Regions from separate parts of the Homo sapiens genome. Here region 1 is linked to region 2. The links are chromatin contacts, found by Hi-C in ENCODE. All regions are on one chromosome and are shown on one strand. Each heading gives the region's core, a stretch centred on a gene start or an enhancer-like site at or near the end of the contact. The rest is flanking DNA. Distances are from core to core; before and after follow the strand shown. Region 1 has its middle 18 kb from the start of LINC02283. Region 2 has its middle 98 kb from the start of LINC02358.

Evidence for each region. Hi-C counts contacts between places; a loop is a spot of excess contacts on that map. Pooled maps may share reads with other maps.
Region 1: a loop to region 2 is called in a map of naive thymus-derived CD4-positive, alpha-beta T cell, with 7 times the contacts of the local background. The contact joins two enhancer-like sites. A Hi-C loop is called at or near these places in 16 of 168 maps with a recorded cell type or tissue (Right ventricle myocardium inferior, adrenal gland, cardiac septum and 8 more), 11 of 37 single-sample maps with no recorded cell type and 15 of 50 pooled maps.

The regions. Positions count from the first base shown.
Region 1 is chr4:54,312,937-54,317,352 of GRCh38, forward strand. No RefSeq gene overlaps it. Among named protein-coding and RNA genes, the nearest start is that of LINC02283, 18 kb to the right of the region's middle. Within about 2 kb of position 2,800, at least 2 of the 41 ENCODE cell types and tissues checked have a DNase peak (open chromatin) inside an H3K27ac peak, as active enhancers do.
Region 2 is chr4:54,940,795-54,945,422 of GRCh38, forward strand. No RefSeq gene overlaps it. Among named protein-coding and RNA genes, the nearest start is that of LINC02358, 98 kb to the left of the region's middle. Within about 2 kb of position 1,402, at least 9 of the 41 ENCODE cell types and tissues checked have a DNase peak (open chromatin) inside an H3K27ac peak, as active enhancers do.

The sequences.
Region 1 (4,416 bases), core at 1,550-4,049, 630 kb before region 2:
TAGGCGACTATTTTCAGTTATCCATTCTTTGTAACAAATAACATTTGTAAGCATAAGCGATACAACCTATTTGCAACAAACTAAAAAGTTGTATGGGGATATCTGTCATTTTAATTTTTAATGTATGCTTTCTTCATTGTGCTTCCAATATATCAAACTCTCTTGGTATTTCTCCTGCATTACAGGTTGTTTTTTTCTCAGTTGCTTTGCTGATCCTTTTTTTCCTGGCCTCTATTCATGTTAGAGTGCCCCAGGTCTCTAGGTTAGGTGCTGCAGACTCTCTAAGAGTCTTGTTTGTTTGTTTTTTTGGTCTCATCTAACTTCAGGGCTTCAAATACTATCTATATGCTGGCAGATCCTAAATGTATATTTGTAACCCAGGCCTCTCTCTCTCTCTCTCTCTCGCTATCTCGTTGTGTGTCCAACTGCCTACTCAACATCTTCATTTGAATGTCAAATAGTTGATCTATCTATCTATCTATCTATCTATCTATCTATCTATCTATCTATTATCTATCTGTTATCTATCTATCTATCAGCTATATATATCTGTTTTAGAGATGGGGTCTCACTACATTGCCCAGGCTGGACTCAAAGAGATCCTGTGCTCAAGAGATCATCCTACTTCAGTTTCCCAGTAGCTGGGACTGCAGGCATGCCAGGATATAAAGTAGCTGATCTCTTACCTTCAAAACAATTTCCATCACTTGAGCCCAGGAGTTTGAGACCAGCCTGGGCAATGTGGCAGAACCCTGTCTCTACTAAAAATGCAAAAAATTAGCAAGACATAGTGGCCCATGCCTGCAGTCCCAGCTACTCAGGGGACTGAGGTGGGAGAATCACCTGAGCCCAGGAAGTCGAGGCTGCAGTGAGCTGTGATCATGCCACTGCACTCCAGCCTGGGCGACTAGAGTGAGACCCTGTCTCAAAACAAAACAAAACAAACAAAAAACTTAACTTCCAAGCCAGATGCGATGACTCACACCTGTAATCCCAGCACTTTGGGAGGCTGAGGCAGGCTGACCATGAGGTTAAGAGTTTGAGACCAGCCTGACTAACATGGTGAAACCTCATCTCTACTAAATACAAATATTAACTGGGCATGATGGTGCGCACCTGTAATCCCAGCTACGCAGGAGGCTGAGGCAGGAGAATCTCTTGAATCCAGGAGGCGGAAGTTGCAGTGAGCCGAGATTGTGCCATTGCACTCCAGCCTGGGTGACAGAGCGAGACCCCATCTCAAAAAACAAACAAACAAAAAAACCAAAAAAACAAAAAACTTAACTTCTTCCTTCTCTCAAGCTTGATCCACCATCAGTGTCCATCATCTCAGTTGATGGCAACTCTAATTTTCCAGTTGCTCATGCCCCAAATCTTGGAGTCATCCTTGGCAATCCTCTTTCTCACGTTCTGTGTCTAATCTGCCAAGATTCTGGTTCTCCCTTAAGCATACCTGAAATCTATTCAGAATCTGACCGCTCTCACTCTCTCTAGTGCTGCCACCCTGGGCCATGCCATCATGACCTTTCACCTGTATGACTGCAGTAGGCTCCTCAAAAGTCTCCCCACTTTGCTGTTTTCCCTCCCACAACAGACTATTTTCAAAGCAGCAGCTAGAGGAATCCTTTTAAAATGAAGTCATGATCACTCTTCTGCTCAAAACCGTGCAATGTCTTTTCGTCTTACACTTATCAAGGCCTGTCACGATCTGGCCTTCGTCACCTCTTCAAAGTTCTCTTCCGTTCTCTTTGTTCACTTCCTTCCAACCTCACGGGCCTCATTGCAGTTTCTAGAGCACAACAAGAACACACCCCTGTCATGGCCTTTGAACTGGCTGTTCCCTTTGTATGGAATGCTCTTTCCCTAGTTATCTTTGGATAATCCTCTCACTTCCTTAAAGTATCTCCTTAATTTCATCTTTTCCAAGAGGCCGACTTTGACAGTCCTATTTAACCTTGCCATCGGCACCATCCCACCATGTCCACCTCTATGCTGCCCCCATCCCCAGCACATCCCATCCCACCTACCCTGCTCAACTTTCTCTTTCTTCCCCTACAACGTATAATCTTCTAACTTACTGTATAGTTTATTGACGTGCTTTTGGTTATTTTCTGCCTCCCCTTCTAGAATGTAAACTATGTGATGACAGAATTTGCATGTTTTGTTCACTGATACATCCCTGGTGCCTGGAACAGTGCTGGTTCAGAGTAAGTGCTCAGTAAATATTTGTTGCAGGATTGAATAAATTACCCATTCACAGAAGGATTTATGGGGGAGCTTCGGGGCAGCAGACTAACTGAGAAACCAACACTCAAATCTGGCAACTCCTGAAGCCAGATTGAATGTTGACCCCGAAGTTCCTTCCCATGTGCATCAACTCAGAATGCTTACAACATAATGACTGTGGCCGTCTCTAGTGAAAAAAGAACAACAGTCTTGAGAGTGACTGTATGGGAAGCTTTTAGTAGGGACACAGCTGAAAAGCACCCTTTGCAGTTAAATAGAGCTTTTCTTGAATCTGGAAAAACCAAACACTCCACAGAATGCACTCATTTGCCATCAGACTTATGGGAATAATTGTATCCCAGATTTAAAAAAAAACCCAGAGTTTTACTGGCAACCTGTCCAAGCCTGGAGTGAGTGAGGCTAAAGGAAGAACTAGATATAGGGAAATTTTTTACCCCAAGCACTACTGGAATTAAGTACGTGGGTGATCTTGGGTGGTGGCTACTTTCATAAAAGGTGTTTTTGTAGAACTTGTGAATTTCTCAGAAACACTGACTTGTACCTCACTGAGGCTGAGAGTTTGTTCTACTTCTGGTCTGAATAAGCAAATGTTTAGTTTCAGTTCCTCTTCAAATTCAGGACTGTCGTTAGATTTCTATGAAAGCTACTTGGCAAAGGACCCAGTCCATCCATAGAGGCCTGCTTCAGCGTGGAGTACAGCATACAATAGTGTGTATTTAGACTATGCTACAGCTGAGGGCTAGCCACTTGATAGAGCTCCTCTATGTTAATGGTGTTAGAATGGAAATTCTTTATCCTTGTAGCTGTACCATAGGGTGGGGACCAGGGACACTCAACAGAGTTGGGAGTCCATGTGCCTCCTTAAATTTTGCACCTCAGGCATCTCACATGCCTCATTCTGGTTGTGATCCTGCTGCAATCTGTTCTCACTCTGAACCACATGGAGTTAGCATTAAATGCTATGGGAAATCTAGAAATTTTCTCATGCTGAGTTCCTTTAAAGAGAGTCACCATCTTGGTTCTGATACTCTCTGACTGGTATTGGACAAGCCTTTCTTTGTTAGCAACTTGAAACTGTGGGAGGCTCTCTGTAGAATTACTGTTATGTTTTGGAATAACAAGAACAGCATTTTGCTGCTGGAAAAGGCCATTTTCCTTCTGTCTGCTTTTTTTCATGTATTGCCTTTCTTTTCTTTCTAAAACATCTTTTGTTTCATTTTTGTTCTCAAATCATTGTGTTTAGAACAACAATAATTGAGAGTCTAGCGGGAAGTTTTTATAAACTAACAATTGGGTTTAAACAAAGGCTTAATAGTCAAGTTCTGAATAGTTGGACTCCTGAAAAGTTCTAGCTAGAATGATCATAAATATAACATTTAAAAAAATACACAGGGGGAGTCCTTTTTACTAATTTTTCTCTTTTAAGTGAAGAGTTTTGTATGCATTAGGTAAGACCAACCAATCCTGTTTCTCATAGCTCTATATCTGTTGCTTGGTCAGATCACAGTGAATTTACCTGGGTTATAGGATGCCCTGCATCTGGACAGGGGTGATGCTTCATGAACATGAATTCATTGACAATATTGTGCCTGTAAGAAGCTGAGTTTGCTGGGAAAAAGGCACTAGCAGATCACATTCTTGAGAGTTAGTGATAATAATGAACATGATTATAATGTGCAAAGACTTTTATAACTTTTCTTTTTTTTTAAGAGATGGGGGCCGGGTGTGGCAGCTCACACCTGTAATCCCAGCACTTTGGGAGGCCAAGGCGGGTGGATCACTAGGACAGGAGTTTGAGGCCAGCCTGGCCACTATGGTGAAACTCCATCTCTACTAAAAATACCAAAGTTAGTCGGGCATGGTGGTGCACGCCTGTAGTCCCAGCTACTCAGGAGGCTGAGGCAGAAGAATTGCTTGAATTTGGGAGACGGAGGTTGCAGTGAGCCGAGATCATACTACTGCACTCCAGCCTGGGTGACAGAGTGAGACTCTGTCTCAAAAAAAAAAAAAAAAAGAGATGGGGGTCTCTTCATGTTGACCAGGCTGGTCTCAAACTCCTGGTCTTAAGTGATCCTTTCATTTTGGCCTTCCAAAGTGCTGAGATTACAGGCATGAGCCACCACACCCGTCCTGTTATCATATATTTTAAATAAGCCTCATGACAATCAC
Region 2 (4,628 bases), core at 152-2,651:
TTCTGACCCTGGAACTTTCTAGCAATGTAACTATATGCAAGTTATTCTCTTCATACCTCAATTTTCCATCTGATAATTGGGTATAATGATAGTATTTACCTCATAAAGTTGCTGTGAGAATGAAAAGAGTTAATATTTATGAAACATTTAGAACGGTGCATGTTAGTATAAGTCTAACATGAATTTTGTGTTTTTTTAAGATATTAAGCTTGCAGTTAACCAAACTCTCGCATGTCTTTCAAGTATGTGGCTGCCAATTTATTCTCTCCCAATCTCAAGTTGTGCCATTGATTTCATTTTTAGAGCCCAAAGGTAAGACTTTGAGTATCCCTTTGGTGGTGCTGGCTCAGCATCACTTTCATTTTCCTTCACTCTCTGCACCCCACCCACCTACCCACCCACCCATTTCCTGGTGCAGGTGCTAACAAGAGAGTTGGAAACAGAAGGGAAAGAAGTCTGCTGCAAACTAAGCGTGCAGTGTGCAGTCATTGAGATTTGACTGCATCTTAACATTGGCACTCAACCAAATTTAAGTGGCTCTAAGTACTTTTAAATTAGGCATATAGTTAAAATTTGACAAGCACATAAACTTAATAGCTGATTTCCAGGCAAAATTACTACCAAAACTGATTTTAACTGCCAGTAAAATAAGCCCAGGGGGTTGTTATTCAAGGTAGCCCAGTAAAATGAAATAAGGATCAGGACAATGGGAACAGTTGTGAAGATGACAAAACTGTCATGTCTACAGGTGGAACTAAGTGTCTGCCCTGTTAATGGATATAGACACAATTCAGGGAAGCAAGCCATCCAAATGCATCACTTGAATCCTGTTTGGTTGTTCTGACGTAGAAGAAGAAAAGAAAGAGAATCAATTGAGGAAATGTAAGATGCAGAACTACAAAAATAAACTTGCCGTCCCTGACATCTGTGTTTATAAATGCACTATATTAAACAGCAGAGATTTTCCCCATCGTTAGCCAACACCAAGATGGCGTCTTGCAGGCTTTGTTTTTTCTTCACCCCTAATCGTAAGGGCTTTCTTTACTCTCTCTTTGCTTCCAGCTTTTGTCTTATTCTCCCCATAAAGAGTTGGCAGAGCATGGCTGGGCAATTTCAGAAACATGGTTTATAAGTGACTTGCTCTATTATTTTGCTATTAAAAGTGAGTCTGTGCTAACTATTCTTTGATGAAGAAGCAGTCCCTTCCAGCCCCCAGGTGGAGATTTTCCCTATCAATAACGCCAGAACAAGTTTGAATCAAAGAAATGACACATACAGTGGCCAGATGTTTGGAGAATAAGAAAGGGAGCTAAGTTCACACAATTGTTCTGCCTTCTTGCTTTCCGCTGAGGTTCTTTCCTGTGAGCTGTAGGACTCATTAACAGACAGCTCTGCTCTGGGCATGCACACCGACAGCCTCAGCCTAGCCCTTCAGCGAGAGGCTGCTAACAGGCGGCCTTCCTTTTCCTGTGCAGCTGGTGTTTGCAGAAGGACATGATTTGAAAGTTGATTTATTTACCCTGTCTTTGAAAAAAAATGAATGGACATAGATGTCTGTTTGTTAAAACAATTAATAAACTCTAATAATATGATTAGAATTTAACAGAAAAACATCGTTGGCTTGCAGGTGGAAATCCAAGGTCTTCAACTTTTAGGATGTTCATCATGTAGCTGTCTCACTCAGAACAAGATAAGATGACGTGTTTGGTCTTTAAAAACAAAACAGTCAGGAGATCGAGACCATCCCGGCTAAAACGGTGAAACCCCGTCTCTACTAAAAATACAAAAAATTAGCCGGGCGTAGTGGCGGGCGCCTGTAGTCCCAGCTACTTGGGAGGCTGAGGCAGGAGAATGGCGTGAACCCGGGAGGCGGAGCTTGCAGTGAGCCGAGATCCCGCCACTGCACTCCAGCCTGGGCGACAGAGCGAGACTCCGTCTCAAAAAAAAAAAAAAAAAACAAAACAAAACAAAAAAACAGCTGATCAGTTCTTGTTTTTTACTCTACAGCCTTTGAGTCATGAATGAAGAAAATCACTTTCACTTGTGGGAGCCAGTGGGCTCCAGTTCGTGTTGTCTCTGTTGTCCGTGGAGACTTTGAAGATGTTTATATGCACCTCAACTATCAAGAGGAAGAGAACATGCCAGAAAGGGCCTCTTCCTCTTGGGCTAGCTCCTCCTCTCAAGTCCCTTCAAAAAGTCAGTGTGTCTGAGACACAATAGACACAGCTTAAATAAAGTGAAGAGGGATAGGCCGTAGAAGAAGTAGTTTCTGTCTTTAAAAAATGTATTCATTATTTTGGGGAATAATATAAACCTGAACACCAATTTAAAAAACTTTAAAGGACTATTCAGTGAAAAATCATTCTCTCTCCCACCCTCACTCCCCATCAGCCACCATGTTCCCAAACCAGAGGCAACTGCCATTATATTTCTAGAGTATTCTTCCAGAGACATCCTATGTAGATATAAACATTCATACATACACATATATATGCTTTTAAAATATGCAAATGATGTACAATACACATTGTTCTGCACTTTGCTTTTTTTTTTTCATTTAACAATACATCAGACAAAGATGTTTTTTCTGCTCAAAGTGCCATCAAGAGAGAAAAGTCATTCTTCAGTTCAATGATCTGCATCTGTTTCTGGCTTATTGTATTGACAACAAACAAAATGCAAGTCAAATTCTATTGCAGCCATAGGTAATCTCGGCCTGGAGAAATGTGAATCCTCTTTAAAACCTTACAACTCTGAATAACAGGAAGTGTGGAGTGCATAGAGGAGAAAGGGAAGGATGAATTATGCTTAATAGAACGTTTTATGGAACTGACAGTTGAGCCGAGAGACATTTTGGATGCCATCTTGCAAAATGATTCCTTGCCTAGCTCTAGTAAGTAGAATGCAAAGTTATTGGCTATAATAGCATAATTTTTGCTAGTTAAGGATCTCTATAGGTGGCATAGTGTCAATATTCTGGATATGACATGAGGGAGGTAGAAAGAGAACAGGCTTTGGAATCAGGCAGACCTAGATGTTAATACTGGATATACCAGTTATTAATTTAAACTAGTTTTCTAACCTCTCAGACCCTTGGTTTTCCTTTATGTAAAATGGAAATACTGTACATAAAGAGTGGTTGTGACAATTTGTCTTTTTTTAAAAAAAAAACACATCATAGGTGTCCACTATTACTGTGATGCTGCATAACAAATAATTCCCCCATTCTCCATGACTTGAAATAATGAATATTCATGTTGTATTCATGTTTCCATTCACTGTAGTTTAGATGTACCCAGCTGCTCTTGCCTGAGCTTTTCTGGCCTCTAGGCTTGGGTCTGTTTCAGGTCTGCTTTACACGTCTCGATTTCAGGTCAAAGGGTGACAATTGCCTGGTGGCATGCTTTTCTCTCATGGCAGAAGATAGAACCTCAAGAGGACTGGCAGCAACTCACCATGCCTCTTATAGACTCAGCTGGTCTATAAGACCAGAACATTGTTACTTCTGCCCACATTCCATGGGCCAAAACATCACAGGGCCAGGGCCAAGGCCAAATTCAATGAAGTAGGAGGAATATTCTCCCTGTAGTGAACCACAGCAAAAGCAGGCAGGGGAGGAAGAATCATAAATAATAGATTCAGGCCCCCAGTGCAACACCAGGCATCTACAGTGTTCACATAAATGGGAGCTATTATCACTATAGTATCAAATAGGAAAGGTATTAGAGATAGCACTGAATGTATAATAATTCTAAAACACACCTTAAAAGCAATTTAATTTTTTAAAAAACCACTTTAAAAAGTCAATCGGTTTGTAATTTTGTTCTTCTCGTAATCAGAGTAGGCATATATGGTCCCTCTGTGTGAATCTGAAAAAAAGGTGCCTCTCTAAGCAGATGAACCCTAGGGCCAACAGCTAGGCAAGTGCATAACAAGATCCCCCTTCCATGTGGTAAATGCAGCTCTGCAAAGAGCCCCTGGCTGGGCTGGGAGAGCTGAAAGGGAGCTGCCCTCTCCACTGAGCCTATTGTGCAGTGCACGACCTACACACCGTATGTTGCAGCACAGCTCCTAAGAGTAGAAGGTGGCCTGGGAGCCTCATCCTGCTTTCGGTTCTGGTTCATTGACACCATTGCTATAAACAATTTCCTTGGAGCTTTGATTCACAGCTTTCTTTCTGCTTTCCAAGTTATGGACTAGAAAATTGGAGCTTTGGGGACACACTGGCACCTATTTCGCAGAGCTCCTGCGGCTTTTTACGTCTCCCATCTGAATCCAGACCCAGGTGACCTAGCAGCTCCCAGACAGCTCTAGGGCCTGGAAACTGGGATCACAGAGAAATGTACAGACTTACACAACTTAATTTTCTTCATCCTGACTGACAGGATGAGGACAGAAGGGAAGAGGAGGGAACTCTAAAGAAGCTTTAGAAGGCACTGACATTATAAGCTTGTGGATAGATAAGCAGCTCATGGGGAGTGGAGTGCGAAGCAGCAAACATGGGGGGAGAGATTGATGGAGGCACCCCAGGGTGGGGAGCGGGGAGATCCTTATGTCTACACATAACAACTGCTGTGAGAAAAGATGTGCAATTCAGTCCTGCATTGCTTATTTGGAAAATTAATTAG